2 separate regions of the Homo sapiens genome follow, and region 1 is linked to region 2. A link is an interaction called in ENCODE POLR2A ChIA-PET data of the cell type or tissue named here. Cell type or tissue: Panc1. All regions are shown on one strand.

Region 1 (2,500 bases), 270 kb before region 2:
CCTGTCTTCCTACTAGAAACATGAGGGGATTTTATTTATTTTTATTTTTATTTTTATTATTTTTTTTACCAGTCTTTATATTGAGAACCTGTCAGGGCTCCTGGAGGCAAAACTCACAAAGATTTGGGAGCCTCTCTGAGAGGAACCTCCAGATATTTTAACTGTAAAGCTAGTCCACATTGAGCCTTCCACTACTGGGTCTAGCAGTGGGCGTCTGCTCCTGAGATTCTGATGTCAGTAAGCTGTGGTTTTCAGTAACCACATTTTTTCTCAATTTTGGGGGCAGTGGCTTGTCCTGTGACCTCAATTCTCTGATGGATCTAAGAAGAGCTGTTAATTTTCAGTTTGTTCAGCTTTTTTCTTATACTAACAATGAGAGTAATGACTTCCAATCACTTTACATTTCAGACTGGAAATCAGAAGTCTCTGTTGTATTGATTTTTTGAGTTCTCATTTATGTGACTGAACATTTCTTGTTAGAAGTAATCTTACTTATAAGTTCCTTAACCATAGTGCCATGTAGGAGCCATAATGTCATCCTTAGAAAAAACAAGTTTGAGAACAGCTTTCTTTCTTTGTATTCCTTATCAATGAAAGGTATAACAGAAGCACTGCCCAATATAATTTTAGCTCTTATATTTATGCCTTTCATATATTCGGAGTTAATTTTTATATATGGCATGAGGTAGGAGTCCAAGTTCATTCTTTGACATGTAGCTTTCTAGTTGTTCCAGCCATATTTTTTGAAGATATTCTTTCACATTTTATGGTCTTGGCACCATTGTTGAACTTCAGTTGTCTATAGATGTGTTTATTTCTGGCCATTCAATTCCATTCCATTAATCTACATATCTGTCCTTATGTCTGTACCTCCCTGTTTTGATTATTGTAGCTTTGTAGTATGTTTTAAAATTGGGAATTGTGAGTTCTCCAACTTTTTTTTTTTCAAGATTGTTTTGGCTATTTGAAGCCCCTTGCAATTCTATATGAATTTTAATATCTGCTTTTCCATTTCTGCAAAAAGGGGCTTTGTAATTTTGATAGTGATGACACTTGTCCTTGAAGCTTTAAGCAAGAACTATATAGCCTCTGTTCAGTTTGATTGTGAGGCTTTTTTAAATTTAGCAGGTTACATTGTGAATGATGTAATTTCATAGGCAAAGTCCATTTTTGCCATGTAAGGTAACATATTCGCAGATTCCAGGGATTAGAAAATTGACATGTTGTGGGGGCTGATACATTATTTAGTCTACTGTACTACTTACAGTAAAGGCAGTGGTCATAGAATCAAGCAAGTTATATATGGGTAAATAAATGTGGTAAAATAGGCTATCCATATTTTGCAGAAGCTGAAATTCCAGTGATAAACACAAGGTAGAGACTTTTAAAATTTTACTACTTTCATAGACTCTGTGTATCAGCGGTTTGCAACCACCATATGTGTTAGTTGGAAATAATTCATCATTATTAATCCTTGTGGGGAGAAATTCTGTTAATTAGATGTTTGGGAAATGCTATTATAGTTTGCTGTACAAAGAATACTAGCAGTTATCTCTTACAAAACATTGATAATAATATATTTATTTTCCCATACCTACTTAAAAATTACAAATAGCATTTTCCTAGAATAAAGGGTCTAGGAAGGACACAGGAAAAGAGGGGGCTATTGCTACTTTTCAAAAGACTCAGTAGACATTAGGGAACATATTTAAGCAGTCAGTATATTTGTAGAAAGCTTGTTGAGTTTTTTTTCTATCCATTTTGTTTCTGTATGCCAGTTTTATCACAAAATAATACTTATGAGTTCACCTTTCCTTTCTGAGCAATAAACAAGCTTAAGGTATCTAAGCCTTGAAAATTGGCCTTGGTACTATTCTCTAAATTTGAAGTAATGTCTTTGTTCTTCAACAAGGTCTTACCAGCTATTGTCTTATAGCCTTAGGATTTGGGGCACACAGCAGCAAGTTTAGGGCTGAGTGAGTACGGACTGACTTTGTGATATGCTCAGTATCAATATACCCAGCAATTTCCCAAGTAATTCCCTAAAGAACAGTTCTAGTATACCTTCCTACTCCTAAAAATCAGACTGCTTTTCCTATTTTCCTGTTGTTGTAACAAATTACCATAAATTTGATTGCTTAAAACAACATATATTTATTATGTTACTATTCTAGATGCCAGAAGTTCAAATTTAGTCTTGCTGGGTTTAAGTGAAGGTGTTAGCAGGGCTGGCTCCTTCTGGAGGCTGTGAGAGGAGAATCCGTTTTCTTGCCTTTTTTTCAGCTTCTGCCTGTGTTCCTTGGCTTATAATCTCTTTCTCACATCATTTCAGCCTTTAATTTTATTGTCCCACCTCTTTCTGTCTTTGACCTTCTTGCCTCCCTCTTTTAATGACTCTGCTTATGTTGGGACTAACTGCATAATCAAGGATAGCCTTCCCATCTCAAGATCCTTAACTTAATTATATGAGCAGAGTCCCTTTTTGCCATGTAAGGTAACA
Region 2 (2,500 bases):
CAATTCATATATGTGTTTTTATATATTGTTTTACATTTTATATTCAGGAAAAAGTATTTTGATGAAATATTAAAAACAATATGCTGTGAACATATTGACAAGAGTATGGTACACATATATTCCTTACTTCAGGCATTCATTTATTCAATTTCCTGGGGAAATAAAGTAGATTTTTAAAAAATGAATTGACTCACACGCAAGTGTGTGTGTGTGTGTGTTCTAGCTCCTCTAGCTCTACCACCTCAAATACAGTTCACAATTGCAGCATTATCCCCAGTTCAGACTGATGCTGTACTTCCAATATCAGATTTAGATATCCCCGAAAACGTACTTTTTTATAACCCAGAAAAATGATGGATACAGAGGGATTCCTGTAGGTACGTAAAAAATTCCAGAAAACTGGCTGATCACATTAATCAACCTCCCAACCTCCATCCCTCCCTTTCCCCTGCTGAACTCACCAGTCAGCTCTCAGAGTTGCAATCCTGGCTCTGGCCACTAGGAGACATCGCAGCCATCTTCACATTTGTTCTTTTTTAAGGAAAAGGAGTACATCTAACAAACAGTAACAGATGTTATAACATGGTTTGTTCACTGAAATACCAGTTGTTTGGAGTATTCGCGTGTATATTAAAGCAGTTCCATTTGCTGTCGTCCCCAAATCTACATCGCATTCATTGATTCATCTCTTCCCTTCTCTGTTGGTAGAGGTTTCCACATTGTAGGAGGGTCCCTTCCAGAGAGCAGGGCGTTCGTTCACTCTCCATTACCCCACCCCTGTATAGGCTTCCTGGTCCTTCTACCACTGCCTCCCACTCATCCCCTCTCCAGGGGCACAGCTGCCCAGACCTGCCCCTTGTGCCGTCATCCTCTCTCAGTCACCTCTCACCTGCCCTGATGCTCACTTAAGATTCTGTCTTCCAGCAACAGCCAAGGAGTGTTAGACCTACCTGGTGTTTCATCCTATGGATGCCCCACAGTATATGTATTTGCAGTCTTCTTTTACACTTACCAGTTTTTTTTTCCTTTGACAGAATTAGAATGAATCATTCTGCACTTAGGCTTATAAGCTGTGGTTTAAGAGAAGTATTTTTTGCTCCTTGCAGACACGTCTTTGCAGAAGAGTTCTATAATGGTGGTACAATGGTGCCCCCTCGTGACAGAAGCTTGAACTACAGCTTGAACATCGGTGAGCAGGAAGGTGGGAGGGAGGGGCTCTGGCCCATGCACACCCTATAGAGCGTTCTGAAACTCTGGGTTGAAAAGGAGACATTCCAGGTTAAAGGGATATAGAAGGCCAATAGATATTCCAGCCTCTTTATATGCTGAATAGAGAGCTGTATGTGAGAATAACAGAAAAATCATTTTAATTTCTGTAGAGATGAAAATATACTGTCTACGTTGTTCAACACAATAGCTAATGGCAACTGTGGCAGTTGAACACCCGAAACGTGATGAATGTGACTGAGGAACTGAACTTTTAGTTTCATGTAAGTTTAATCAACTTAAATTTAAATGGCTATATGTGGACAATGCCTACTATATTGGACAGCAGTGGCTCAACACATTTTTCTGTACCTTTCTTTCTTCACTTAACAATTTATGCTGGAAATCATTACAAAGGAGTAGAAGGGGGAATTCTCATTGCTTATTTTACCTCCATAGAACTCTGGGATGTAGATGTACCTTAGATTATTCAATCAATTCCTTATTGGTGGACATCTGTCTCATTTCTAGTCTTGTCCTGTTACAAATTGTTCTACCATGAATTGCCTTGTGTTTATGCCTTTTGTCTTTTTAAATTTTATCTTTGGGGGTACATTCTTAGAAGAGAGATTGCTGGCCCCGGAAGAAAATATCTGTGCTGCATAAAATAAAAGATTTGAAACGAGAGGATCTGGAAACATGGCGACAAGCAGTGAATGTTGGTTCTATCTCATTATTCTTTTGATTCCATGTACTTTCTGGTCTCCTATTTTCATTCTAGTGTGACATGATGAATGAATTTATTGAGCCCCAGGAAGAAGGAAAATTAAAGAAGAGCAAAGAATAATAGCTGGACAGAAGATGGGGGTCATTGAACCTATATCCTAGTTGCCAGACCAGTAAACTGACCATGGGACCTGGGGTGAGTCCTGTTCTTTTTTTGGCCTCTAGTCTACCACAGAAGGACATTTAATATAGGAACAGTGGTTAGCTGTGTGGGCTTTGGGGTGAGAAGGACTTGGATTTGAGTCTGGGAACTATTCACTTGATGGTTGCATAATCTGGAGCAAATAATTTATTATGTATCCTATAATTGTTGGCATTTTTATTATTGTTTATTTTATTTTATTATTATTACACCATTCATCCAAAGGGTGAATGATAGGAGTCAGGATTACACTGTCGGGTATTGCAATGTTCCGTGAAACTTTGCTTTTATAACTGATGGAGTCTGACATACAGATTAAAGGATGTCTATAGAAAGCTCATGAACAGACCCATATATATATTACAT

The links. Peaks named below come from ENCODE experiments on the same cell type or tissue, not always from the same donor. Only the 100,000 strongest peaks of a DNase experiment are listed, where the experiment ranks them.
Region 1: POLR2A ChIA-PET joins it to region 2 with 5 read pairs; 2 of 35 experiments call an interaction of 5 or more read pairs at or near these places.

What each region holds. Positions count from the first base shown.
Region 1 is chrX:102,627,601-102,630,100 of GRCh38, forward strand. All of the region lies in intron 4 of ARMCX5-GPRASP2 (ARMCX5-GPRASP2 readthrough), which reads left to right. Among named protein-coding and RNA genes, the nearest start is that of GPRASP1, 23 kb to the right of the region's middle. In Panc1, no CTCF peak of the experiment used is centred here; no DNase peak of the experiment used is centred here.
Region 2 is chrX:102,899,644-102,902,143 of GRCh38, forward strand. ARMCX5-GPRASP2 (ARMCX5-GPRASP2 readthrough) reads left to right here. Exons shown (of 19, transcript NR_146584.3): 16 at 1,107-1,189; 17 at 1,380-1,490; 18 at 1,988-2,128. It overlaps LINC00630 (long intergenic non-protein coding RNA 630), which reads left to right. Exons shown (of 12, transcript NR_146589.1): 7 at 1,107-1,189; 8 at 1,380-1,490; 9 at 1,988-2,128. Among named protein-coding and RNA genes, the nearest start is that of RAB40AL, 36 kb to the right of the region's middle. In Panc1, CTCF peaks have their summits at 522, 725, 1,109 (motif pointing left) and 1,312; DNase peaks (open chromatin) are centred at 488 and 1,038.